Linked DNA regions of Mus musculus: regions 1, 2, 4, 5, 6 and 7 are each linked to region 3. Evidence: chromatin loops called from intact Hi-C (ENCODE). Cell type or tissue: left cerebral cortex. All regions are shown on one strand. Region 1 has its middle 2.6 kb from the start of Gm33045. Region 2 has its middle 52 kb from the start of 3110015C05Rik. Region 3 has its middle 130 kb from the start of 3110015C05Rik. Region 4 has its middle 2.2 kb from the start of Plk2. Region 5 has its middle 86 kb from the start of 4930526H09Rik. Region 6 has its middle 3.2 kb from the start of 3110015C05Rik. Region 7 has its middle 68 kb from the start of 4930526H09Rik.

Evidence for each region. Hi-C counts contacts between places; a loop is a spot of excess contacts. Peaks named below come from ENCODE experiments on the same cell type or tissue, not always from the same donor. Only the 100,000 strongest peaks of a DNase experiment are listed, where the experiment ranks them.
Region 1: it touches region 3 in a loop (5-fold over the local background); 2 of 42 quality-filtered maps call a loop at or near these places.
Region 2: it touches region 3 in a loop (4-fold over the local background); 2 of 42 quality-filtered maps call a loop at or near these places.
Region 4: a loop joins it to region 3, with 4 times the contacts of the local background. A loop is called at or near these places in 4 of 42 quality-filtered maps.
Region 5: a loop joins it to region 3, with 2.9 times the contacts of the local background. A loop is called at or near these places in 3 of 42 quality-filtered maps.
Region 6: a loop joins it to region 3, with 6 times the contacts of the local background. A loop is called at or near these places in 3 of 42 quality-filtered maps.
Region 7: a loop joins it to region 3, with 2.7 times the contacts of the local background. A loop is called at or near these places in 2 of 42 quality-filtered maps.

Annotation. Positions count from the first base shown.
Region 1 is chr13:110,622,646-110,626,645 of GRCm38, reverse strand. No RefSeq gene overlaps it. Among named protein-coding and RNA genes, the nearest start is that of Gm33045, 2.6 kb to the left of the region's middle. In left cerebral cortex, no CTCF peak of the experiment used is centred here; DNase peaks (open chromatin) are centred at 831 and 2,219; H3K27ac peaks cover 2,116 bases.
Region 2 is chr13:111,175,483-111,179,482 of GRCm38, reverse strand. It overlaps the pseudogene Gm18315. Among named protein-coding and RNA genes, the nearest start is that of 3110015C05Rik, 52 kb to the left of the region's middle. In left cerebral cortex, no CTCF peak of the experiment used is centred here; DNase peaks (open chromatin) are centred at 109 and 2,192; H3K27ac peaks cover 1,031 bases.
Region 3 is chr13:111,093,924-111,097,923 of GRCm38, reverse strand. No RefSeq gene overlaps it. Among named protein-coding and RNA genes, the nearest start is that of 3110015C05Rik, 130 kb to the left of the region's middle. In left cerebral cortex, no CTCF peak of the experiment used is centred here; DNase peaks (open chromatin) are centred at 375, 1,028, 1,642 and 2,279; H3K27ac peaks cover 2,172 bases.
Region 4 is chr13:110,390,799-110,394,798 of GRCm38, reverse strand. No RefSeq gene overlaps it. Among named protein-coding and RNA genes, the nearest start is that of Plk2, 2.2 kb to the left of the region's middle. In left cerebral cortex, CTCF peaks have their summits at 417, 2,401 (motif pointing left) and 3,125 (motif pointing left); DNase peaks (open chromatin) are centred at 399 and 2,396; H3K4me3 peaks cover 734 bases; H3K27ac peaks cover 432 bases.
Region 5 is chr13:110,987,384-110,991,383 of GRCm38, reverse strand. No RefSeq gene overlaps it. Among named protein-coding and RNA genes, the nearest start is that of 4930526H09Rik, 86 kb to the right of the region's middle. In left cerebral cortex, no CTCF peak of the experiment used is centred here; DNase peaks (open chromatin) are centred at 498, 1,752, 2,442 and 3,145; H3K27ac peaks cover 1,555 bases.
Region 6 is chr13:111,230,584-111,234,583 of GRCm38, reverse strand. No RefSeq gene overlaps it. Among named protein-coding and RNA genes, the nearest start is that of 3110015C05Rik, 3.2 kb to the right of the region's middle. In left cerebral cortex, no CTCF peak of the experiment used is centred here; DNase peaks (open chromatin) are centred at 1,968 and 2,370; H3K27ac peaks cover 1,106 bases.
Region 7 is chr13:110,969,841-110,973,840 of GRCm38, reverse strand. No RefSeq gene overlaps it. Among named protein-coding and RNA genes, the nearest start is that of 4930526H09Rik, 68 kb to the right of the region's middle. In left cerebral cortex, no CTCF peak of the experiment used is centred here; DNase peaks (open chromatin) are centred at 1,200 and 1,717.

The DNA of each region.
Region 1 (4,000 bases), 470 kb after region 3:
ACTGCAAAGTCCAGGATGCTCCCGAGGAGGAAATGTCACCTCTTAAGAAATCTTATCTGCTTCTGCTTCTGCTTCTGTGACTCTCCCCCACTGCTGTCCTTCTTCTTGGAACTTCCCACAGCCAGGCAAACCCTTAACCCCTTCCTTCCAAAGCAGCACAAGTGAAGAGTTAAATTCACACCCTCAACGCCACACTCTTCTTTTCTCAGAGACCCAGCATCTCATACCCGTTCCAGTTCAGTGTGCTGGACAACGTGAGCACTCTCAGGCTCTTGCTTAGCCTGATGATGGCCATGCTAAATTATGTGCTAAAGCCTCCGGGACAATGACATAATCAGGTGTCTCTGGCACCCACAATGCATTCTGACAAAGAAGGCTTGAGGTATGAAGATGCTTGTTTTTAAAAACAAACATTTGAAAGCTTTTGCTTCACACGGTTTCTTTTATTGCGATGATCTTGCATCAGTGAGAAGCATTTGCTCTAAGTAATAAATTAACATTGCTACCAGTTATTACTAGCGTAAGTAAGACATTTCCATTGGGGTTCGTTCCACAGGATTTTGTTCACATACGTCGTCATGAGCACACTGTTGTGATAACATACAGAATACCTTTCATGGCACCGACTCCCCAGTACTCCACCTGCTAGTGTGCACCTCTAACTTCTGTGCTATGGTTAATCTTCAAGGTCAACTTGTTTGGATTAAGTAATATTTAGGGTGTGACTCGGGAATGTCTTTGGGTGTGTCTCCAAGGGCGTTTCCAGAGAGGATTAGCTTTGGGGATAGGATCCACACTAAACGTGGGTGGACCCATTCCACAGGCTGTGGTTCGGGACTGCACAGAGAGGGGAAAGGAGAAAGTCAGCTAGTGCAGAGTTCCTTTCTGTCTTCTTAGATGTGAGCAAGCAGCCTCACATTCCTGCTGGCACACCCAGGGGATGCTTCCGCCCCAAGCTTCCATGAATACAGTGCACTCTCTTCCTGGAAACCAAATGTAGCTTTGCTCTCTAAGTTGCTCCTTGTCTGATATTGATTATAAGGGCAAAGAGGAATTCATACAGTGCGGTCTTGGTATCTCTATACTGTGTTTTTCTGTAATCCTGGAACCTAGAATCATGGTGTGCAGCCTTTGTAGGCTGACATCTTTTGCTTTGCAATATCATCCATGCTGTGGTAGAATTACCCTTTGTTATGAGCAATGCTCTACTGTTAGGTTAATATACATTTATCTATTCACCGATTGCAGGATATTCTAATTGTGTCCATATATTGTTAACTATGACTAAAACTGTTACAAGCACCCATGGGAAGGCTTTTGGTGGCTACCCATTTTAAAATCATTTGGATAAATACAAAAATGTACAACTGCATCTCTGGCATGGGTACAGTCCATTTTGTAGGAACCTGCCCAATTGTATCTGAAGTTGCTGTCACCAATTTTCAGCCTCGACAACAGCAAACAGGATTTTCAGTGAGTTCGATTATTTTTTTGAGAATGGTATTTGGTAAATACAAAAACACAAAAGAGATAAGTTGTGGTGTGGAATTAATTCAGAGCTTTCTAGCTGTTGTTTTGGGCTGTCTTTGCTGTACACAGTGAGGGTAGTGGGGGTGAGCTGAACTAGGTAGTGTCTCCACTTGGTACTTAGGAGCACTATAAACTAGTCAGTGTCTTCACTTGGTACTTAAGAGCATATAAGAAAAGCAAATGTACTTGGGGAGGCTGAGATTCATCTTGTCTAATTAAAGAATAGGATGATGGTGCCAATTCCTCAAAATCAAGCAAATATGAAAGGTAAAACTCATTTACAAAGACTAGCTAGCATCTTCATGACCTTACGGTGAGTACCCCATATGAGCTTCTAACTCCAATGATATTGACTATGATAATTTTCACCAGTTACTGTTTGTAATTGTAAGTGGATTCTTTATTATAATGGCAAAATTCTGTTTCCAAAACAAGAAAATGACTCCAGTCTTTTCAAAGTGAGTGGAATTTCCCAGTCATTTCTACCTAGTAGAACTCAGAGAGGATAGAAATACCATGGACTCACAGATCACAGATTCTAGCATCTCTGAGGATGCAGCTTCTGTATCTACGTCTCACTGGCAGTGTCTGTGTGGGAGTGGGTCATTGCAGGTCATGCCCCTGGATTTCCCACAATAACCTCACTTACCATAGACCCATCTTCTGAGAAAAAAGGCCAGTAGCATCGTCTCAGTAAAGTGTAACTCCAGCCTTGGGAGATGCAATAGCCACAAAGATTTCCTTTATCTTCTGATACAAAATTAGCATCAATATCCCACTTACTGTGAGATTCTGTGTGGTGCTCAACCGGGGGACCACATTTTCATATTTTCTATTGCCTTCACTGTGTGTGTGTGTGTGTGTCCTGAAACATCACTTCCTTTGGTTATTTTAATGCAGTTTGTCACCCTCTGAGCCAGAAGCTAGCTCTGGTTTATCAGCTGATTCCTGAAATGTGAAAATGCTCATCTCCAGTACCTGATTCCTTAGAGCACCTGCTTTCCTCCACCACCACCCGTAAAACTTATTTTTCTTTATTAATTGTTAATGCCATTGTTGTATAAAATGTATCTTGATCATATCTACCCCTTATATCTCTTCCAATTCCCCAACCCCAGACACCACTTCAGATTTCTTTCCAAACTACATGCCTCCCTCTTGTAATTTTTGACTAACTTACTTTTGAACCTATGGAATCCAGTTAGTGTCATGTGCTGTGTATGGGGTCATCTACTAGGGCATGGGGACACTGTCAGTGGGCACACTCCTAAGGAAAATGGAATGCCCCTTCTTCCAGCAGTCACCCACGGCCAGCAGCTCCTTGGTAGGGGGAGGGATTCAAAAATCCCACATTTTCCATGGCAGAATTTTTAAATAGCTTGCTCTTGGGCTGGTCTTATGAGACTAACACTAGCTGCCATGAGTCCATATGGTCAAGAGCAATGTAATATCCACAGGAGAGCACTTTATAGTATTACTTCCCACCCAACATGCTTGCTATTCCTTCTTTGCTATTGTTCCATAACCCTTGCAGAGAGAGGGTTGATGTAGGTGTGCCATCTATAGCTGAAAACTCACGGTCACCTTCTCAGCACTTAGATCAGCAATGCACTACTTTCTGCAAGAAGAAGTTCTCTGATCCAGGTTGGGCTCAGCATCAATTTGCAGATACAGACACAAACATACAGACAGCTGTTGGACAGCATAGGAAGTTAGAATAATAGCATCAAAAGGTCTTCCCCTGGCCATGGGTTTGACCATATTTATATACCAAGCCTACTCCCTCCTCTGGAGCAAGTGTCAGATACAACTAAGAAAACAGCTCCTCGAACCTCCGATGTGTACTTATAAGGAATAACATCTGCCTGGTATTAAGATTTCCATGTAATAGCCCGTGGTTTCTGGGAGCACTATCATTCACCCATGTTCAGCGTCATGTTTCTGAATTAACTGACAAATTAGTGAGTCTCATAAAGCATCTCTCTTCAGGGAACCCCACTCCCTGTACCTCAACCCCTTACCCCCATTTTCATCCCTATTTAAGTCACTAGTTCCCCATACATTCTTCCTATTCTCTCACATTATATGATGTTTTCATTAGGGTTCCTAGTGCTGTGATAAAACCACCATGATCAAAACAACTTGGGGGTGGGAGGGTTTATTTCTCCTATACTTTCATATAACAGTCATCAAAGGAAGTCTTATCAGAAACTCATAGCTGGAACCTGGAGGCAGGGACTGAAGCCAAGGTCATAGAGGAATGCTGCTTTGTGGGTGGCTTTCTTCTCATGACCTGTTCAGCTTGCTTTCTCGTACAACTCAGGGCCACCTACCCAAGGTTGGCATCATCAGTGTGCTGGCTAGAGGTATGTCAACTTGACAGAAAACACAGTCGTTTGAGAGGAGGGAACCTTAGTTAAGAAAAATTCCTCTCTAAGAGAGGGCTGTGGGCCAGGCTATAGAGCATTTT
Region 2 (4,000 bases), 82 kb before region 3:
CTTGACCTCTTCTTAGTGTTGTCATAGGAGCAGAAAGAAGCCCAGACACGTGGACTTCCTGGCTCAGTGGCACAGCAGAGTGAGGGAAGGCTTGAGGAAGAGTGGTGCTCACAGCTGACAACTTAGCGTGCACAGCTTGCCTCGTTACACAATGTAGGTCTTTGCGCAGATGTAATTCTATAAAAAGCTCTTCTTCAGCCATATTATTTAAAGTATCGCTCTTCTCCTTTCTTGCTCCTTACGTTGGTTTATTTTATAGAGAACATAACCCCCCTGGCTGTTGTTTAGATCCATGATCAGCCTGCTTCCACCATGATTCTGCAAGCTGCATAAGGACAGGCTCCTCTAACAATGCTGCAAGCACAGGAAATACTCAGATATTTGTTGCAAGGTAGGAAGAGAGAGTGATACGGGGAGACATCCTTACTGTCAGTCTGTAAGCAAAGTTAGTGTATCATGATAGCTCTAAAACGTGATTCCAAATAATTTCAACACGAGAGACAAAGGCAAATGCTGAAAGAATTTGCTAAGATGTTAATATTTTTGCATGCGCAAAACACCTACACAGATTTGCAAGTCCTCCCCTTTAAAGGGAGTGAATGTTGAGAATCCCTAGATATTTAAGAAAGCCCCTGATATGAAAACTACAGTATACGGAAAAAAAGGAGAAACAAGTAACTTGAAGAAAATATTAAAAACTAGAAAACAGAAAGTATAAAAAAGTTGAAAACTTTAAAAAAATCTAGTTACTTTCATTAATATCCTCTGAAGAGAAGGCATTCCATTTATGTAATAACACCCAAAAGCTAAAGTAAAGCATTTAAAAGAGAGATGATAATCTAAAATTAAAAGTAGGAAAACAAATTTCAGACTTAGCCTGGTATGTAAACCTGGACAGGAAGATCATGAATTTGTGCTGAGCCAGGCTATAAGGAGATTTCCAGGTCATCCTGGACTATACGGTGACACTCTGCTTAAAGCAAGCAAGCAAAACCTCCATCCAAAAAGTTAAATAAAAATCAGAATTCTAAAGTAGTAGAAGTATTGAAAGGCAAGACTGATAGTTTCTCAGTAATCATTTATCAAGAGGAATAAAAGGTAGATTAGAAGAGAGTCAGTTTACAGGGCCAACAAGTCCGCGGGACAGACCAGAAAGTGGGAACTGGGAGAATAGGCTGAGTGGAGTTTTAAAATAATTCAAGAAACATTTCCAAAGTCAAACCATTTCCAGATGAAATGAAACTATCAGATATTCAACCCAGCAAGTAAGAGATGGACAAAGAGAAGTCCCAGATGCTGGGCCAAGGAGAGGGGGTTGTTTTCTTCCAATTTCCAACTGTTGGAATTCTTAGGGGATTGAAATCATACATATACTTTACCACATAACATTTATTTATTTTTTTAATCCATAAAGGAACTCACTATAAATGTCACGACTAGGATCAAGAGAAGGCATACATGTGCAATTTGCTAGATAGCTGGAGGCTTAAGCTCTAAGACATATAGAATATTGGCATGCCAATGAGAACTATACATTCTATGTAAAAGCATGGAAGTGTTAGGAGCAAGCCAGAGGACAGAAACACAAATGCCACATAGTCAGTTGATAAATGCCTGCTCTTGCTAGGAATTGCAGATCGCTGAGTTAAGGCCCTCAGCACTATTCTTTTGTCTATCATGTGAGCAACACAGTTTGTTAGTGTTCATTATTTCTGTATGACTTGGCCAGAGGTTTGAAAAAAGATACGTACCCTCCTACTCGGGAAGGAATACTGATGACTTTTAAGAAAATGAAATTTGTAGTGTCTGTTACAATAGCATATATGTAGTTTCCTCTGACCAGTCAAGTGTCCTGAGTACCCCCACTGTGGCATACTCTCAGAGGGGTACTGGGACACAGTCACAGATTTGTTTAATATAATGTTGTTTGTAATGGTGGAACAACAGAGAGCTTACTGCTGGCCAACAGAGGATTATTTAAGACAACTGTGGTAAGTTCATATAGTGAAAGATTGTGTCCTCATGATAAAGAAGGCTTCTCCACATTACATATTTGTGTGAATAGTTCAAGGAAATTTTAAGTGCCCAACACATCAGAGGCTCTCAACCCCCTGAGGTTGACCAACTCTTTCACAGTGGTCACCTAAGACAATTTAAAAACATATTTCCAACAGTCTTAGGAACTGAGACTTGGCTCCTCTCTCCGTGTCCAGCTGGATCCACCCACATGCACATACACCCTCATACCCAGCCTGGGGACATCATCACATCAACCCATCGCATATACCCCAAATAAATACAGGTGTATGTGACAGGGTTAGCAGTACAATGTACTTATGCGGGCCAGTCACACAGTGTAGAGAGCAGCCACTAGCAATGTGTTACAGACAGTAGCATTTGAGGTCAAATGATACTTCATTCAGTTACTAGGCGATATAAAATCATTCACTGTACAATTGTCAACTATTGTAAAAAAATCCATGGGAACCTAATCTGGATGCTGATATATCTTTATATGTTGAGTCGTGGATGATGTGAATGCTACTCCCTTGGGAGTGTAACAGGTATGTAAACAAACAAACAAACATAAAAACCAACACCGAATGACAGTTATTAGAGTCATTAAATAACTGTATTGACTGAACAATGCCACGAATCATCTTTTGTACTACTAAAGCTATTGTTACATATTATTTTCATTAGGAAACCACTCCATGACAATGGATTGTGTAGAGAAGAATGTTAAAAAGGAAATATAGTGAGGATTTTATAGTATGGTTTTACCTCAATAATTATAGTGGGAATTAAGAACCTGGAATGTGTTGTTTGGTTTTAAAGTCCTATCAGTCAATTCTACAAAGCTGAACAAACTAAGCCATTTTGATAGCCAGCACCTGAGCTTTGCTGACAAGGAAATCGCACTATTTCAGAAGCAAAGCTGATAGATTCAAGAAAGCCAGACTTGATGCTGGTGGCAGGTACCACAAACAGAACACAGCAGACTTTGAAGCCTTGTGTGGTGGCACGCAGGATTGCTGGAGCCATGAAACCTATCACCTTTGCTGAGGACATACTGTTGCCAGTGTCCAAAGACATAACTCAAGGCATGATTGGAGGCAAATTTGTTACCCACTTGAGTGCAATTTTCCTATCTAATGACACTGTCTTCAGGAGAAGAGATGAAGAGATGATGTGTCTGCTGATTCTCTTGATCAGATAACCCTGGAAATGAAATCTGTTTCACCAACAGTATTTAGTATCCAGCTTGATGACTGAACAGACATGGTACACTGTCCACAGTTATTGGTTTACTTGAGGTATATTAATGATGGCATCTTTAAAGATGAAAGATGAGTAACTTTGAAACAAGAACTACTGGATGTGATATATTTGACACACTTGGTTAATTTCTGAAGAGCATAGGATCTCCCAGGAAAGGTTTGTGGTATTCACACAAGTGGGGTGCGCCAGGTATCCTGGGATGGTGATCTGTATTCCAATGTTTGGTACCATAAGTCGTTAGAATTCACTGTATGGTTCATCAACAAATATTAGCAATGAAGGCCACAAGAGTTACAAGAGGCAATGTAAAGTGTCCTAAGTTCTGTCAATTTTGTAAAGCTGAGAACTTTGAGCAATTGAGGGTTTCTGAAGCTGCGCTATAAGCTGAAGGCACGAATAAAGTTCTGCTGTTTCATCTTAGTGAAGTGAGATGGTTGTCCAGAGGAAACGTTTTAAAACGCATTTTAGAGCTTTGTGATGAACTCAAGACATTTTTTTTTAATCAGAAAGCAAGACCTCAGCACTTTTCAGTGATAGAAGTGAGTTGTAGAAGTAGCTCACTTGGTTGGATTCTCTGCCATCTTGAATGAGTTACATTTATCACTGTGGGGACCAAATACAACAATGCCGCGATGTCTGAAAACATCTGGTCATTCCAGTTACAACTTTAGCTTGGGGGGGGGGAGGGGGGGGAGGGGGAGGGGGAGGGGGAGGGGGA
Region 3 (4,000 bases):
TGGCAAGTGGTGATCTCCTTGTAGATCCTAGATGTTCAAGTGATTTTCCAAGTCACTCTTTTCTACATGCTATTAGAAGCCTATGTATCAGAGGTTGGGGTTTGAACCAGCATTGCCTAGGAGACAGAGAGAGCAGCACAAACCCCTAAACTTTCTTCTGAAAATTATACCGTTGGCATGTAATGATAGTAAAGACAGTTACACGAGCTTGTCAGTATACGAGTTATACTTGAGCTAGTAGTATGACCTCTCAAAGTAGCTGTTGAGACTTTTAGAATTAGGGAGGAGAGGCAAGCAAAGATTTTTTTTTTCTGAATTTCTAACAGCTCCAGGCGCCCGAGATGCTTCCAGCTGCCAGTCTCATGAGCAGATATTCTGGGATTCCTATTTTAGGGGCAGCCTCATCATGTGGGCAAGCCACATTGTCTGGCATTGTTCTTTACTGTGCCATAGGGATTGGAACAAATGATTCCTTTCAGAATGTATGAGTGGGGTTTTGTTCAGGGCAGTATTGAATCCTAAAGCAAAAGGCATTCAAGGTCAAAGCCTGTCATTTTAATAGGAGACCCTAGGGATTAAAACACATTACAATTAGAAATGTATCTCTGGACTCCAAGCCTTCAATAAAAATTTCACTTGAATAAGATTTAAAAAAAAATTATATGAAGGGATAGGTAAGTTTTACCTATGAGGGGAGCTGAAAATAGCTTCTACTTTTAACCTTGTAATTAAGCAAACTAATAATAATTCATTGTCCCCTAGGCTTCTGTGCTATGTGAATAACAGAAAGAAGATATAAGAATTGACATATGTAAAAATAAATTTGGAATGAAACGTCTATGACTTCAAGGGAGACATGGGCCTGTCTGGGTACTGTCATAGTACATGCTGGGACACTTATTTTTTCTGCCTCTAAGGAAGTATGTAACAATCCAGAAATCACTCAAGTTAAAAACGGAATGTTTGTTTGACAGTTTTATGCATGTCTATAATGAACTCCAGTGATTTTACCCTCCTTCTCCCGCATCCCCCGCCATCTCCTACAGGATCTCTTCTCAACAGGTCCTCGTCTATTTTCCTGACCTGTGTGGCCCGCTGAGAAGGGTTTCCTGCACAAGAGTTGGTGGTATTATGTTATCAGGTTAGCAAGGTCAATTTATCTGTGAGTACACCACTGACAAAAATGATATCTCTTCTGTTAACTATCCTTAATTGCCAATAGTCCCCTGTGGACGCCTCCCCAATCCATGGGTCCAGGGACCCAGTTTTGTGCTGGTCTTGTGCAGATAACCGTAGCTGGAGTATATTCATGGGTACAACAGCCATGCCATATCCCGGTGATACCATTTTGCATCTCTCCCTCATCTTGGTTTGTACATATTTCCCAACCCTTATTCCATGATGTTCCATGAGCCTTGGAAGGGGTGATATAAATGCCCCAATTTAGAAAGATCAGTATACTTTTATAAAGCTGTAAAAAATTCTCCTCTGCTGTTAAGAAGCGAGACAACTCTGTTCATATGTGGAATTTTTAAAATTGGAAAACATTTATGAGAATAAAATGTTAAATTGTTTTTAGTAGTTGCCATGTGATACTTTTAGAAGGGCATCCTTGTCCATCTGTCCCTGTTGCCATGGGAACTGCATGGGTGGTCTATGGAGGTGTGCCCTAGGCGTGCAATTTACATAGACCATAGTGCAAATGGTGCCCTGATCAGTCTGAGCTATGTGTGGAGCCTGTAACTGTAGATGCCTGTCTTCCCCAGGCTCTTAATCTGGATATTGTGCGCTGCAAGTGTCCCGGGAGGAATACCACCCTGCAAAACATGTTCTTGGCAAGACCCCTCTGAGCGCTCAGACTTTCAAGCTTTTAAGACACACTTATGTCTTAGCTTGATGTTTTTGACTAATGTTTATAAAAAATCACATGTATATGCCTAAAATACTTTATAAAAAGTTATAAAATTTGTATAGAAATGACTTTCCCTGTTTTGTATTTTAAATTTACCTTCTAGAAAGTAAAAATTAATGAAGATAGTTTTAAAATGAACTATGTGCCAACATGAGGGAGTTGGGATCTTCTCGAAAGAGCCATTTTAGGTGGTGTTGGAATCCCATCCCTCTTGGAGACTCTAGAACAAACTCAGGTGAGCTTGATAAATTTTGTCAAGAGAAGGGAGAGAGAAAGGGGTGGGGAGAGAGCGGGGAGAGAGGGAGTGATGGAGCAGGCACACAAAGCAGCTCCATCAAGCCTCTCTTAGCGTGAGTCATGCACTCTCATGTGTGAATGTGTGAATGTGTTCCCAGTTGCCCCTGACCACATTTGCACAAGGTTTGGCATTGCACTAACTAACAGAGTAACACGTCCTGCCTGTATTTCCTCTGCAGGAGGTTTTTTAAGAGCTCTTAGAAAACCAGCTTACTAGGCAAGAGTGATAATTTTCACTTCGGCTTCAACTCCTTCAAAGCATTTGATGCAGGTCAGAAGCTACATGGTTAGGCTATGATGAGAAACCTTAATCTGTGTGGAGGAATTTTTTCTTCATTTCTTACTGAACTTTTCACCTTCCACCACACTAAGCTAGATAGTTGTTTTTTTGTTTTTTGTTTTTTGTTTTTTTTGTTTTTTAACTTAAGTTTCCATTTTGGGCAGGAGGGTATAGTCATATAACAGAATCTTTTTTTTTTAATTTTTTATTAGGTATTTAGCTCATTTACATTTCCAATGCTATACCAAAAGTCCCCCATACCCACCCACCCCCACTTCCCTACCCACCCACTCCCCCTTTTTGGCCCTGGCGTTCCCCTGTACTGGGGCATATAAATTTTGCGTGTCCAATGGGCCTCTCTTTCCAGTGATGGCCGACTAGGCCATCTTTTGATATATATGCAGCTAGAGTCAAGAGCTCCGGGGTACTGGTTAGTTCATAATGTTGTTCCACCTATAGGGTTGCAGATCCCTTTAGCTCCTTGGGTTCTTTCTCTAGCTCCTCCATTGGGAGCCCTGTGATCCATCCATTAGCTGACTGTGAGCATCCACTTCTGTGTTTGCTAGGCCCCGGCATAGTCTCACAAGAGACAGCTACATCTGGGTCCTTTCGATAAAATCTTGCTAGTGTATGCAATGGTGTCAGCGTTTGGATGCTGATTATGGGGTGGATCCCTGGATATGGCAGTCTCTATAACAGAATCTTAACCACTGAGGTTCAAAGGGAAATTGCTAACACTGCCCTTCTTTCTTTTGTTTGAGAAGTGGACAGGATGGCTGGAGCCTCATCATTTATCTTGACAACGTAATTATGTGAGGGTTATGCCCAAAGAAGAGTAGAAAACTAGAAAGAGCTTTCATTGAGGGGCACGCTAGACATAGATCAGTTCTTTTGGGATTCTTATGTGTATGAAAAATAAACATAAACATCAAATATGCTAGGTGTACTGTTTTTGAAGTTTCCACTGCCATTTCTAGGTGTAAATATGACCTACCCAATTATATTAACTCTCCCTTTGGTCATTCTTTTTTTTAAAGATTTATTTATTTATTTATTTATTTAAATTAATCTGCGTACACTTTAACTGTCTCCAGACAGATCAGTAAAGGGCAATGGACCCCATTACAGATGGTTGTGAGGCACCTTGTTGTTGCTGAGAACTGAACTTACGGCCTCTGGAAGAGCAGTCAGTGTTCTTAACCACTGAGCCATCTCTCCAGCCTATCTATTGGGTCAGTTTACCAACCATAGTTTTCATTGGCTTAACCTACTGCATAAGGTGGTAGGTAGACACTGCGTTTATCTAATGGTATTGTTCAGATTCACTTCCTATAAGAAATGTTTCAGAGACAAAGTTTGGAGCTGAGAAGGAAGGAACGACCATCCAGAGACTGCCTTACCTGGGGATCCATCCCCTATACAACCACCAAACCCAGACACTATTGCATATGCCAGAAAGATTTTGCTGACAGGACCCTGAGATAGCTGTCCCTTGTGAGGCTATGCCAGTG
Region 4 (4,000 bases), 700 kb after region 3:
CCTGGAGGAGCGGGGATGCGGGGTAGCAGCCCGGGGGAGCCGCAGGGTTGGCACCGCCCTCCTGACTGTGTGCAGCCCCACACCCTGTCATCCAGCGAGCCCCGCGGGGTGGCACCCGGAGACCCGGAGCGCTTGGGGACCTCCGCCGCCACCGCAGGCGGGAGGCTCAGTGGCCGGCCTTGCGGAACCGGGCACCAGGCAGAGCCAGAGCAGCTAGGGAACCAGGCACAATCCGGGTCGCAGATCCGGGTGACCTGCTGTGGCGTGGGAGTATCTGAGCTCCCTGCAGCCTCTTCCCATCGCCTGATAAGTGACCCCTGTCAGAGGCCAGGCTCTTAACCTTGGAGTGGAGCGAGGGCTTGACGACTGGAGAAGGTTTGGTACGCAACAAGTCTAAGCAAGATCGCCATCCTGTGGATTTTTTCAGAAAAACGATTAACGGTCTAAGTGGGCCGAGGTTCCTTAGCAACAATATGGGCTGGCTTCCACAGTAACGCTAAAAGTGTTCTGTTGCCAATTATAATTCTACAATTGAAGTCATCTATAACTTTTTGTTCCAACTAGGTGATTCAGATTGCGTGGATCTAATGTCACTAAGCAATGTCACCGCCCTGGTACACAGAGTCAATCTAAGGTCCCACAGTGGGGTATAGTGGAGAATAAAGGCGGCTGTTCAGTTTTTACAGATTTTACTGTTCAGTTGTACCATCTCAGAGACTTTCCTTCTTCCTTGTTCCAGCGCGTATGGTTCCGTATTAACCGCTGGTAGCTATTTTGAAATGCTGTATACATTTTTTTTGGGGGGGGGGGCAGGGTTTCTCTTTTCTCTGTGTAGCCCTGGCTGTCCTGGAATTCACTCTGTAGACCAGGTTGGCCTTGAACTCAGAAATCCGCCTGCCTCTGCCTCCCAAGTGCTGGGACTAAAGGTGTGCGCCACTACTGCCCGGCCCTGTCTATATCATCTTAATACAATCCTGAATGAAAAAGTCTGCCATATTAGGGGAGGGAAAATCATTTTCCTTCTACCCTTTCAAATTATCACTGTGGTTCCTCGGGCTGGGCAGATAAACTGCAGAACCACAAGTTTCTCCATTCACAACAAAAAGAGTACCCTCCAAAGTGGCTTAGAATTGAGGTTTGAATGCTATCAGAAGCCAAAACAAGAGTGTGGGAAAAGACAGGAAACAAAAGGCAGTCGGGAACAAGGGAGTAAATAGGGAAGAGTTTATGTTTTTCACTGATAAGTTTGTTACTTAGAATCGTTCTTTTTGTCTGGTTCTGGAGACTTAGAACTTGAGACTTCTTTTAATAAATGTGATTTTTTTTCTTTTTCCTTACAAAAAAGTGGTGTGCCACTTTCAGGCTTTCTGTGTCTACCTATCTTTTAATTCAATTCAAACTTATCCCGACTCAGCGGTTACATTGAGGGTGACATAGTCTAGCTACCTGTGGACCTGTTTTGAAGGGACATAGCCTAGTCTACATCTTTCCCATCTTACAGGTGAAGAAACGGGGTCCTAGACGATTTAAATAGCTATTATCAATACATTTTTCATAGAACCACGAAGTTTTGCGAACTCCATGCCCGTCCTATTGTCTCGGTTAACACAGTACGTAAGCGGTCACTTCACATTGGAGTTCTGTGTTCCAAAGATTATACAGGCCTTTAATAAAATATCAGTGCTCAGTCCTTGCCAACAGGGAAAGAGTGACATGCAGAATTCCAAATTAATAAGGGCAAATGGTTTTTCCTCCAGGCCACTATCAAGCATAGGTAAGTCCAGTCTTAGTAGTTAAGAAGACATTCAGCTCAGCTACTTCCAACACTGGGCAAAGGTGCTTCCTTAGCACTGCAGGGTAGACAGCAAGACACTCTCCCTTTCCCTGCTTTATCTCAATGCAAGCCCGGGCATGTTGTTCACAAAGGACAGGAGACTTTAACCCAAGAGTATCCCAGGTTTGAATAAGAGGGAGGCGGGGCTGGATGTGGAGAAGCAGAATTACACACACACACACACACACACACACACACACACACCCTGCTTTATTCATAAACTTGGCCATGACCTTTGCTCCCTGACCAGTGTGAGGCCATTGGACGGACCAGCTGGTTGGAGAACACCACCTTACTTTCCCAGAGAGAGTTCTGCTCTAATTAATTGTGTATGTTACAGTTAAAAGACTGAAAGAACAGTTAAGAGATTTTTTTTTTAATTTCAATTTCATATCGTACACCATTACATATTTTTCTGGGGATACGATTGTATTTTCTAGACTGTTGAACATCCCGTGTGAAATTCAGTTCTACCAAAAAGATACAGGCATTTAATAAAATACCATTGCTGAGTCCCGGCCAACTGGGAAAGAATGGTTTTCTTTATGGTAGTGCCATCACGTGGACAGAATCAAAACTGCAGTCCACATAACAACAAAGCTACTTTGCAATGGTAAGAAATCTCAAAGTAGTTCTCTGTAGATCTACGCTCTGGATGGAGACTTTAGTGCCCGAATCCCAATGGGGCTTTTGATGAGAAGCTAACTTCTATCATCTTCCAAGAGATCGAAAATAGCAAAATAAACTTTTAAGCAAGAAGGAAGAAAGAATAACCTTTCTTTTGCAGCTGTTGGGCCTTACAATGAGCTGCTAAGATAATTAGGCAAATTTACCAAAGGGACAGAAAAATGAAAAGAATGGTAGGTCTCATCTAGAGATGAGTAATGTTTAGTAGCTCAGAAGATCTGCTAGGTAATGAGAAAGATGCTGCTGCCTTCAGGTTTTCTCCCTAAGTCCATCCTACATGTCGCTCCTGGAATTCTGAAGGAGAAATGGACTCAGAGGAAAAATCAAGGTTCACAGGGACGTCTTTAGGTTTAGGACAAATGCTAGTGACTTCCAAGTGCTGGTTTGGTGGTCTGGGAGAGGACATTGAAAACGGCAGTTGGCAATCTGTTGAGTACAAACCATGTTTTTTGGTTTTGTTTTGATTTGATTTTTTAAATATACAAATGGGATTGGAGGGATGGCTCAGCAGTTCAGAGCATTGACTGTTCTTCCAGAGGTCTTGAGTTCAATCCCCAGCAATCATATGGTGGTTTACAACCATCTATAATGGGATGTGGTGCCCTCTTCTGGCACACAGCTGTACATGTAGAGGAAACACATTTATACATTTTTTAAAAAAATCTACAAATGTAGTAAAGACAAAAAAACCAAAACTGTATTAATGGAAGCTGTGGCCAGTAGTTTTTTGAGCGCAAGGGAGAGGAAGACTTAAATAGCATGAAGAGGGCACTATATCAGAAGATTGCCAACTAGGGCTGAGTTAAGAACTTTCAGATTCAGCAGCTCAGGTGTAGACCACACCAGTCAAGAAGGGGTGAATGTCAGCCACAGTGTTCCATTTCCTAAATCCAGTTCCCAAGATCCCACCTCATGGCTTGCCCCATGGCCAGGCTCCTGCCCCCAATTCTGGCAAACCAGAAGGTACTGAGAGAGAATAACCAATCAGATGAGAGACATGCAAATGAGGTATGATAATGAGGCTCAGTGAAGTACTGAGAGAGAATAACCAATCAGATGAGGAACATTGATTATATAATCTGCATATATAATCTGCAGGTGCAGATTATATCAGAAGAACAGAGAACCCTTACTGTACCAAAGGTCAAGCAAGTTTCTAGAAGTCAGGACCCCAGCCTGGTCGGAAACTCTATAAAGGATCAGAGGTCAAGAAGGCTGCCAAAAATCCAGGCCACAAAGTCTAGAAGACCAAAGAGAGAACAGAAACCAAGACACAAAGCACCCACACAACAAAGACAAACTCAGACATGAGTACATAGAATATTTATCCCAAACCCAAATGCTTAAACACCTGGTGTAAGAAAAAAAAATCAAAACAGCCAGGTATGACACCATCAGAGTGCAGCTATGAAAGCAAGACCTGAATATTCCAGAGCATTGTAGTACAAGAAAATAATGTTAAGAACAACTCTATGAAAA
Region 5 (4,000 bases), 110 kb after region 3:
GCCATGCTCCAGAAAGGCAGCATGCTCTGGATTCATACTCTGGGGTCACGTGACCCATGGGCTAAAATTTAGAAGGGACATTCCTGTGGGCACCAGAACAGTACCAAGGCTGTTCTTACCAGTGTTTCCATGTAACTTACTTGTTAACTTGTGTTCCCATTTTTTCATGTTCTAGAATCAAAGCTCTTGTCCCCTGATTGGAGCAAAATTTAATAAGTAGGTCTCTCAGCAACCTATTTATGAAAAATTAGGAATTACTCAACAATACTGTGAAAAAAATCAGCTCATGACGAACAGCTAGGATAGCTTTGAAAGCATAAAGTGTTTGGAGTTGATTTTAGGATGAGTCACACAATAATTGCACCCAATTATTCACAAATGCAAAGGAGTTAGAATTTAAGAAAAAAAAACCTGACGTCAACATTAAATGAATACAAGTTGTGAATCATGCCTACACTATGTTCTCATATAACATCAACCTTTTGCTTTTTGGTGAAGATACACTAAAGGGAAATTTTCCATCTGCCTCAGCTTTGTCAGCACCACAGTGACAGTTTTCAGAGCACAGCGGTGATGTGCAGAGTTCTTATTTCATTGTGTGGGAAGCTACAGTTTGTTTCAGTTAGCTGAAAAACAATTGTGTGTCTGAGATAATCTAGAAGTCTGTACATGAGTCAAAGGATCATATTCAAAGGCTACCACCCAGGAACCTCATAGAAGTATGCATCCCCCAAATCTAACGTGAATGTGTGCATTCATGCAGTTCACATGAACGCTGACTCTCCCTCAGTATGAACATGAATAATAGTTGGACAGTCATATGCCACTTAATGTGTGCCAAGGACTGAGTTACAATGACGAGTTAGAAGACAAATGAGCACTGCTTGTATGAAGCTCATGAAGTAGCAGAAAAGGCATAGAATCACTAGTATAAAATAAAGTGTATCAGGGACAAGGTGACGGGCAATAGCAGGAGAGTGGTCAAAGAACTTTGCTGTTTGCTTCCCATGTTATGATGGTCTGACTTTGAATCTTACACAGGTTCTTGACAATGCACTTAAAACTTATTTTAACATTGGTTAACATTGGTCAGAAGGTTTAACTTCCATTTTGGTTCTCTGGATTAAGGTGGAGGACCTTCCTCCCTCCCTCCCTCCCTCCCTCCCTCCCTCCCTCCCTCCCTCCCTCCCTCCCTCATTCCCTCTCTCCCCTCTCTCTTTCTTTCTTCCTTCTTATCTATCTATCTATCTATCTATCTATCTATCTATCTATCTATCTATCATCTTCATCGCCATCATCTATTCACTTTATATCCTGCTTACTACACCCCCTCCTGGCACCTTCTCCCATAATTCGTCCTCCTCCCTTCTTATCTGAGTGGTTAGGGCTCCTCTGGGTATCCAGCTACCCTGCTACATCAAGTGTTTTCTGGGCTAGGTGCATCCTCTTCCACTGAGGCAGACCAGGCAGCCCAGCTAGAAGAACATATCCCATTGACAGGGAACAGCTTTTTACCCTGCTCAAGTTGTTCCTGACCCACATGAAGACCAAGCTGCATATCTGCTACATATATGTGAGGAGACCTAGGTCCAGTCTGTATATGTTCTTTGGTTGGTAGCTCAGTCTCTGAGAAGCCCAAGGGTCCAGGGTAGTTGACTCTGTTTGTCTTCCTGTGGAGTTCCTATTCCCTTTGGGGCCCACAATCTTTCCCTGTGTTCTTCCTTGAGAGTCCCCCAACTCCACCCACTGTTTGGCTGTGAGTGTCTGTATCTGAGTCAGCTTTTGTGTGAAGCCTCTCAGAGGACAGTCATGTTAGAGGTGGAGGAAATTTCAACACTAGTAAGTAGAACTCAGTAGCAAAAGTCCAGTCAGACCAAAAGTATCCTTCCCTCCTAACGAGCTCCACACCTTTATGTGTGATATTTCTCATATCCTAGAATGCAGCTTAAGAGGAGACTCCTCTACATCTTGAGATATAGATGATAATATTCAGACCTGGAAATGAATATTGTTCTGCTTTCAGGTTTTCCTTCCTTCCAGTCCTCAGAGAGATGCTAATTTTAAACTCTTCAAAAGTGAGTTAGGCAGGCAGACAGAGGAAAACATCCTGAAGGAGGCATTGAAAGATACATTTGTTAATTAGTTTCCATCAATTGGCTATTGCTACCTTGGAGGCTTTATGCTAAGAGCCATCGATGATAAACACTAGTAGTCGTAATAATGCCCTTGCCCCAGTTTCTATATCCAAGTCCCTGGAGCCACTGACCATGTTAGGCTCTATGACAAAAGATGAAGTTTTTGATGAGATAAAAGTTATCAAGCAGTTGATTCCTCAATGGTGAAGTTAGCCGGAGTTATACAGGTGGGTCCTGCAAGGGTGCATTTCATAGAGAGGATTGCCTTGCCTTGTAGAGATAGAGCTGGGGCCAAGAGCCAAGGAATGCAGCTGGTGTCTAGAAATAGGAAGATGGGAGGGAAGCAAGTCTCCTTTGGATCATCAAGAAGGCAGTATAATTCTGTTGACGTGTAGCTAAGCTCCTCGAGGTTGACTCAGTGGCCCTCATGCCCAGAGCTGTAAGGTAAATTTTGCTGTTGTAGGTTCATGCCACTTTGTCTAAGTAGCAATAGAAAAGTAGGATTGTTTAGAAGAAAGATCTTATCCCACAAGAACACTGAGTCTGAGCCATGAAGGCCTACAGAGGGCATATGATGAATAGTCATATTCACTGCTGAACAAGATTGTCACTGGAGAAAATAAACTTGTAGATAGAATAAAATATCTTCTCTGTTGGGCAAGATGGGAGCTTTTTGCTTTCCACAACGTTGTGTGTGTGTCTCTGAACAGAGAGGCCAGTACTCCAAGTGGATTTCTCTATAACAGCCAGGGAATGTAATCCCAACTAATAAATCAGCAGGGCCTATGAAAAGCTGAAAAGCTAAAGATGAGGTTATGACCTCAGTTTCAAAGAATCTGAGTTGATTCTGGCTTGATACATCATCTTAACAAATTTATATACAGACTTACAAACACTTTTTTCAGCTCACAGCTCTCTTCAAACCCCAGAGACTATGCATCACCAGTCTCTTCTTGGATATCCTATACCACCTGTTTCACTTCCTGGCATTCCTCCTTACCCGGGCACCTACCCCAGTGTTTTCTTCATAATGGCACCGCTACATTTTAGTTCACCGGGACTAAAGTCTTGAAATATTCAGTGGCTCTTCACTTTCTCTTATGCTCGACATCAAATACTCTCACACCTCACATCAAATCTAGAAGAGTAGTGAGCTTTCTCTTTAGTACAATTGCAGAATTTTATCACCTCTCCTCAGTTGCACCGCAGATTTCCACTGTACTCACTCTTGCCTTTCTTGCCTTAATAAACTGATCTCCCAGCTCCACCCTCTGCCAATTACAGTCTGTTCTTCTTCTTTTTTAAAAAAATTACATTTATTTATCTCATACAATTGCACACATGTCAAGGCCAAAGGCCAATTTTGGAAGTTGGTCTTCTTTCACCAAATAGGCCTGGGAATTTAACATAGGTCATCAGGCTTTGCAGCAAGGACCTTTATCCACTCAGCCATCTTGTGAGTATTCTACTATCTGGTCTTAACATAGTATATAGCAATAGTCTTTCAACATGTAAATAATTTCAAGGACTTGAAATGAAAGTAAAACCTAAATTCTTCTATATATTCTCAAGGGAAATAAAAACATATGTCCCTAAAATACTGCATAAGAGTGGTTATGGTATTTCTGAAAACTGTTAGAAACATGGTGGATCATAGGAAATAACCTGCTTCTTAGAGGAAGGAGCATTTGTTCTAGGACAACTTCATATCCTTAAGGGCCTTCAGCCTGTGTCAGAAATTTTTCATTAAATGTGAGAACATTGAATCCACTGGGGTATCAGAACAGGGCTGACAAAGTGAGCTCTTTCACTTCCAGCTGATACTTCCTTCACATTCTAAAGACCACATTCAATAGAGAGACTTA
Region 6 (4,000 bases), 140 kb before region 3:
TCTTTCCTTCCCTGGCCCCTCTCTCTGTGCTGGGGATCTAACCTAGGGCCTTGAACATTCTAGATGTATTAGCATTTTCTCTGTTAATGTGATAAAATACCCTGGCCAAAACAGCTTTAGAGAGAAAGGGTTTATTTTGGCCTATATTTTCAGAAGTTTAGAATTCAGCATGGTGGTGAAGGAGAGAACAAGAGTAGGTGAGGCCAGGATGTAGAACCTCAAAGCCAGTTCCCAATGACTTACTTCATCCTGCAGTGTTCCATCATCTCTCAAAGGTTCCATTACATCCCCAAAGGGTGATATTGGTTGGGGACCAAATGCTCAAACATAAGAGTCTATAGGGGACATTTTACACCCAAACAGTGACACCAAGCAAGCCACCACCACTGAGTCTCAAGTGCCTGCCTTTTGCTTTACTTCCTCTCTGAGACAGGGTCTTTCAGGGTGGTGCAGGAAGGCTTCAAACTCTTCATCCTCCCCGAGTGCTGGAGTTATAGTCATGTGCCACCACCTGTAGTTTCCTTACTTGACTTCAGGGGAAAAAAATCAAGCCACTCTCTATTTTTAGATTGAATTGTATGAAACTAGCAAAATAGTTGAGTCACGATATTTTTCTACAGATGCAACCTGAAGTAGATTCTGTTTATCTTTCCACCGTCCTTCTCTACCCTCCAGTCTCCTTAAGTCTCTACCATTTTCGTTAGGTAAAATGTAGGCAAAGAATACAGACTTTGTAGAGAAGCAGGCATGCAAACGAGGGGAGTGTTAGCAGGTATGGACTTGCACGGCTTCTGAAGGTGAATGGGGTGCAGCAGGAAGGGGCCAGCAGATTCCAGACAAGCATCCCTACAAACGCCTTCAAGGTAATTTGGAGGAACTCTAGTCTGCCCTTTGTTGGAACTTGTCTTTGGGGGGGCAGGACAGAGACAGCTGCGGTGCTGTCAGGAGCAGGGTAGACAGCAGATGTGGGCTGCAGACCTCTGTAGTCATATGCATGGACTTGAGACAGTGGGGCGTGTGTGGGTGTGGTCAGCGAAAGTAACTGCATTGACAAGTGATGTGTGTGTCCTGTTATGAGTCAAGGGATAGGAATGTTGCTTTGTGTGCAGTGTGTTGCAATAGAAACAGAGGTGCAGTATGTCCTTTTCGTTTTGAAGGAAAGTCAGGCTATGTGGTTTCAGAGCTCAGGGTAAATGCTTGGCACACAGTATGTACATGGGAAGAGTTGCCTGGGAACCAAACAATGCCCATCAGTTTTCATCTGTTTGCTATGGAAAGATCAAATTTCAATTTTATGATTTTTCTTAAGGGGAATGTAGTAGATCTCAGAAAAGAAAATTATCCATTTGTGTTGGCTTGGACAATGATTACTTTAGGAGAAAGATATATTTATTTAGATAATGGTTTTCTTCATTATTTTAATGCTCATTGTCTATTTGATGTAAGAACTTTTCTATTTTCATTGGACTATGGCCTTCCTCCAGCAATGCATGTTCTTATCCCAATAGCACATAAATTAAAAGATTTTTTGCATTCAACATTCATCCATGGCAAACTAGCTGAGAGTTGGACTGCTCCAACTGGATTCCAGGTCAATTAGAGGTACCTCTGTATCGTACCGAACTTGGCTATCAGAGGACAACCGCACATTGACAGAGCAGATAATAGTGGAAACAGGATGTAAGGAACACAGAAGGTTCAGAGATTAGAGAGACTCTTTCCTTTTCCTCCTTGGCCAAGTCTAGGTAAATGAAACCATCGCAGGACACCTTTAGGAGCCTTCATGCAGTCCTGGTCACATCTTTCAAAAGGAGCAGATGTAGCAGCTAATGAGTGAGCACAGAGTTTAGGGAGCCCACAAACAGGTCTGATGGCTCTGCGGGCCGGTCGGTGGCAAGTGACTCTCATTATCCTTCTCCCTGCAGCAGAGCATCCTGATGCCATCTGTTGCCTGTTTTCAGAAGTGAGGTCAGTTCTGAGTCACTTTATGCAATTATGTAAATTCAGCTTCTGTAAATCGCAGGGAAGTACTGTTGCTGTCAATCATTTGTGAATGCCGTCTACTGGTGGGACCTCCGCCTCCGTGAGTTAACACTGTTCTTTCCATTGTTTAATGGATTTTTAGGAGGAAAGACTTGTAAGCATTTTTAAAAAATCATTTCCAAAACTTCCAAAGTTTTATGTAGTTTAAGAATAGCCTGGCATGATCTTTAAGTTTCTAATTTTGATTTGTTTCAAGTAAAGGTCTGTGAGCATGGTTCACTGGCTATTTCTAGACATAGCCAATCTGGCTTTAATTCTCTTTCTATATCCTGGCCCTAGCAGCATGCAGACACACAGTCCTGTCCACACTGTGACAGTGTTGGAGCCTTCCACTCCACTAGGAGAGTTGTCTTGCTTGTTTCCCCGTGGATGACCATGTCACTGACACAGCGCTAGATACAAACCGATCCACAACACATGATGGGATGCTGTGCTGCTGTCCTGTATTGAGATGTGTCCTGGGCTGGGCTGGGCAGGGACTGGGAGGAGACAGAGATGAGAAAAGCGTTCTCCTTAAGGCTGAATCAGACGGCATTGGTAGGTGGAGCATAGTGCCGTGACTCTTTCCAGTCTGAGTGGATAGACTGTGTTTGGGAGAATTAAAGGGTTATGGTAAATGGTAGCAAAATAGTAATTAACTAACAACGAAGTGGTAGTTGGTATAAAAACTATATATCCTGTGAACTTTACAGAAGCTCATAGGCAGATACCAAAGATAAATGCAGAGTTAGAGGAAGAACATTCAGGCATCACAGAGGATTTAGCTGTGCAGGTCACACAGTTCCAAGTGCCTGCTATGCACAGGCTCTTTTGTAAATGCCGGAACACACTGGCAAACAAGGGACAAGAACCCCTGAAGGTCACACATAGAGGATGAGGCCCCAAATCGCACATGTCAGCAGACAAACAAACCCACTTATGGATAAATATACACAGACAAATAACAAAAACAATTAAAATGATACCCTGCCAGACAGGAGCAGAGAGGTCTGCAGTTATGTTGATCTTGGAGACTAGAGAGTGGAATTGGATAGTTCTTACAGACATCTTCTCTGAAGGGGTTCCATGTAAAAAGACCCATGTTATCTGGAGGGATGGTTCTATGAGCATCTCAGGGAGTCATGTTCCAGGAGCAGAAAGAGACAGTAGAAAGCCCCGAGGCAGGCGCAAACTTGAAGTGTGCTCAGAGGAAGTTAGACATATGCAGTGGATGGATGAGTATAGGTTAGAGGAAGAACAAGGCAGGCGCAAACTTGAAGTGTGCTCAGAAGAAGTTAGACGTATGCAGTGGATGGATGAGTATAGGTTAGAGGAAGAAGAGGAAAAAGAGGAGATGGAGAAGGATGAGGATGTGGAAGAGGAGGAAGGGGAGGGGGAGGGAGAGGGGAGAAAGGTGTTAAATGACTTTCAGGGCTTTCCAGGTAATAATGATATGAAATAATGATATGAAAAGTGATTTGGTCTGTTGGGAATGATCTTTCAGATGTGCCAAGTTTGAAATGCCTACTGGATTCCAAGAGCTGATGTTGAGAAGACAATTAGATGTCCAAACCAGGAACTTAGAGGGGATGGTGAACTGGAGTCACATGTCTTGGGACCTAATGTATAAATGTCTCATAAAGCCGTGACTTCTGAGGGGATGAACCAGATAATGTAGATAGATAGATAGATAGATAGATAGATAGATAGATAGATAGATAGATAGATAGACAGATAGGAGACTGTCCTGGTGCACTCTTCCATATAGAAGTCAGAAGCAATAGGAGGAGCTTGCACAGGGGTCTTGGAAGTAGGTAACAGTAGTGAGAACGTGGAATCCAGGCATAGACTCAGGAACCCTGTCTAAAGAACAAAAGATTTAAGGCTAGCTTGGTAGTGTACACCTGCAATATCAGTACCTGGGAGGTAGAGGCAGGAGGATGAGGAGTTCCAGGTCACTCTTGGCTACATAGCAACT
Region 7 (4,000 bases), 120 kb after region 3:
AGACATCAGTTTACTTCTGCCATCAGATGTGTGTATTCTGACAGACATAAGCTTATACAGTAACACACCTGGCCCAGCTATTAGGTTGTTGAGCATGGCCTTGAACTTGTGTTATCGATTACTCCGGCTCAGTCCTTTGGTTTTGGCTGAAGTACTGGCTTTCAAAGCCCCCAGCCTAAATATAAGAGGTTATGGGGTTTCTCAGTTGAGCCAGAAGCTCAGACTAAGTCTCCTTCTGGATAGCTATGTATATCCTATTGGTTCTGTTGTTGTTGAGAGCCCTGGCTAAAATAAGCTCCCAACTGAATTTTATGATATGAGTAAATCAGCCCTCTACCAGAATGAAGGCTAGATATTTTTACTAGATGAGTTCTCAGTGTGGAGAATAACTTGTTCCCAGTAGAATTTATTGTCTTTTCATCTTGCAAACAGCTTTTCTTACTCAGAAAGACTTGTCAAGGTTTTCTCTTGTTAGTTATTTTATGGTCATTACTCTTTATATCTACTATCTATGGTTATTGTTATTGTCCATAGTTGGTTGGAACTGATTCGACCAGAGTGAGTACAAGCATTCTTATTAGATGCACACCTTTTGCCATCCAGAATAATGCTCTTTTAGGAGAACTGACTATATTTTTGTCTTACAAAACCATCTCTTACTCTCTAGCTTTGTGAAAGTATTTGTTATTTCATGATGATTATTATTTTTTTATTATATGTTGTTGACTTCCATTTTTCTTACAGGCTTAACTCCAATGTTGTCTGTGTACCGTTATACTCAATGAGAGGAAGAGATGTGTACTAAACCCCATGTATTGTGTAGCCTGCAGTCACACACTACTTATACCAACTTCAAGATGGCGCCCAAACTTGCTATCCCTGGTGTCCGTTGTCTGGTAACTAATAACATTGGTGGAGACTTAGTATTGTGTTCACACTGATAAGATTTTTTTGAGGCTTGTTTGCCACACTTCCAACCCAAGTAGTTTCTAAATCACCATTTCCCATTTCACTTTCATCATATTTGAGGAAGAATTGGCAAGAAGGACATGTGTCTGCTGGGCCAGTCATCACAATAGCACATCTCCCCTGTTTTTGCAGTGCCCATGATCTCATGAGAACTCGAGTCATGTGTAAAAGTCATTTGGGCTGTGTGACAAGCCATTTATATAACCAGAACAGTTGTTTTTTGAAATAGATCCTGGCAGCTTTTTAGTATAGAGAATAGTTATGGACATAGGATACTGGCCTTGAAGTTGCACTCACAACTTTCCAGTGTTCATCTGGCTTCACTGTGCTCACATAGCCTCTGCTCACCATCACCATGAAAAGCATTGCCTTTTGCATACAGGTCAGCATAAGAATTCAACAGGATGATAAAGTTTGCAGATGGTATCTAGCACTTAAATAGGACCCTAGAATTTCTGTAGGGGTGAACAGCAGTCCAATGAAGAGCTGTCTCGAAGTCAACGTCCTGACTCATGGTCAACGTCCTGACTCATGTGTCTGTGGGAATGGCTGGAGAGGATCTAGGAAGAGCATTTCTCATGCGCATACTCTTCCCACTCCTAACACATGATGTTGAGTCAAGAAAGACTTGGTGCTTGAGCCCCACGAGTCAGGCAAAGCCACCCCATTCTAAACTACAGACAGCTGTCAACAGGACTACAGAATCAGCCTTGCCATTTAAAGATGATTGGATACTACTCACAAGATCATCTGGGCACTGAAAATGTTCTTTGCCTTTTTTTTTTTCTGGGGAACAGTTGTGGTCTCTGTTTATAGGGCTCACCATAATTTGAATTTGAGTGCCTGTGCTCTGCCTTGGAGACTCTAAAATGAGCCAACTCATCCTGCTACTTTAGTAAAACATCCAAATGGGCACTGCACACTGGGTCTGTACATCTACCTTTCCCAACTGAACAGCTGCATCTCTCTAGACATCACTGAGCTATCTGATGCCTCTCTCTTTCCTCTCCCCCTTTTCCCTCCCTCCCCTCCCCAACCCTCCCCTCCCTCTCTTCTCCCCTCCCTTCTCTTCTCTCCTCTCCTCTGGTCTATAGTTCCCTACAATTCTGTACTGTTGTTGGACCTCCCCCCCTCCAAGTCCTTATTATTTGATACATAAAACCAAGACTGCCTCTGTAAACTAGACTACAGCTTCCTCCTGAATTAGTTTCCCACACAATATTGTCTTAGAAGACTGATTTTGTCAGCTTTGCCTGCAGGAGAAGTTAGATAAATATTAAATATTGCTTTTTATATCTATCCAGACAATTGCATCAAGAACATTTAAGTGCTTCTTTTCTGCTCCACATTTTGTAGCCTGCTACATTTTCTAGCTGCAGGCTCCCTTTCCCTCTGCTTTTAATCGTTATTATGTGTCTGCTGGCTGAGAAGGAAGAGGTTTTAGGGAACAGTGGTAAATTGGACAATGGTCTGTACAACCTCAATGTAATTAGTGAGACAAGCTGAATTTTGAATACACCCAATAACACCACACAAACCATTCATCCAGGAGCAGAACTAGAAAAAGGTGAAAAACAAAACTCCAAAAAATGCCATGGATAAGTGTCTAATAGGAAGCCTTTCTGCAGATCTGTCATTAACAGCTTCACCATGGCCAATGGGTAGAGAAGGTTGAAGAGGACTTTCTAATTAGTTCTTGCTATAATATACATCAGCTGCCCAGTATTGGAACAAGGTAGGACCAGCTGTCATAACTGAGGAGAAAACCTTTAATTCCCTCTTCACTGCTCCTCCACAGCCCTACAGCTGGGCAACCATCTGTGACACACATCTATCTCCTACTGTTACAGGGACCACTAACACTCTAGATCACTGGCCAATTGAAAGGGAAATTTTTCTAACTGATTTTTGGTAATAGTTCCCAAAGGCCAAACTAGAAAGATTGTTCCGTTCTTGAGGCCAGATAGGAAACTCCTGATTTCTAAGAATGAAGGACACTTTGAAACGCTAGCGAAGAAAACCCTCGTGGTTTCCACAGTTCCCTTTCCTGGACTTCAATGATGAGACACTGAAAACTGTCATTAACCCTGACAGTGGAGTCCAGTGCTAACTGCTAATGGAGACTGGTGAATTCTCTGGCTAACCCTCAAGCCACCTTTTTTTCTAAGTATTTCTTTTTTGAGACAAGATTTCATAGAGCTCACAGCTCTATGTAGCCGAAGGTGACCTTGAACTCTTGATCTTTTTGAGCTCAGGCTGGCCTTGCATCTACTATGTAGCTGGAGATGGCCTTGAATTCTTGATCTTCCAGCCTCTAACTCCTGTGTGATAGGCTATAGGCCTGTGCAACTGTACTCATCCCCAGCTTTGTTTCTGAATTTCTGCTGGAGCTGCTCACATATTCCTGGAAGCTGGCACCTGACTGAGAAGCCTAAACTTGCTGGATTGAGCATGAGTGTGCAGTAGAAAGTGGATAAAGAGAAAAAATTATAGATTAAATAACCACACCCATGTGGTACGTGGGTTGTACAGTTTTGCATTCTTTCCTTTCCATCCTTTCACCATGAGTAGAGAAGTACAATTTAACCCATATGCCATTTTAAAGTCACCTTCTAGTAAGTCATAATCAGACGAGAACTTGAACATGACGTTAGAAGCAGAAACCAACTTGCTGAGAAATCATCCGGGCTTCCCCCAACAGTCATTTGAGTGGGTTTTTAGAAAAGTAGAAAATTTCCAATTCTAGACAGACTCTGGTTTTCAAATCTTTCCCATAGTCCTTCAAATATTGAGTCTTAGGTCCAGCTGCTCTCCTCATTATTGACATACTTTGTCTTGTGCCCTGGGAAATCAAAGTTTCATTCCAACCTGGATATAGATAAGGGCCCACTAAGTCAGACATAACTGTGAGGCAGGTTTGGGGGACTGGAGTTGGTAGCCATCTGCACACCCTAGAAAGATGCAGCATTGAAGATGATTAAGTGGAGAGAGCAAGGAAGGAACTGTCAAAGACAACATCTTTCTGATGTGT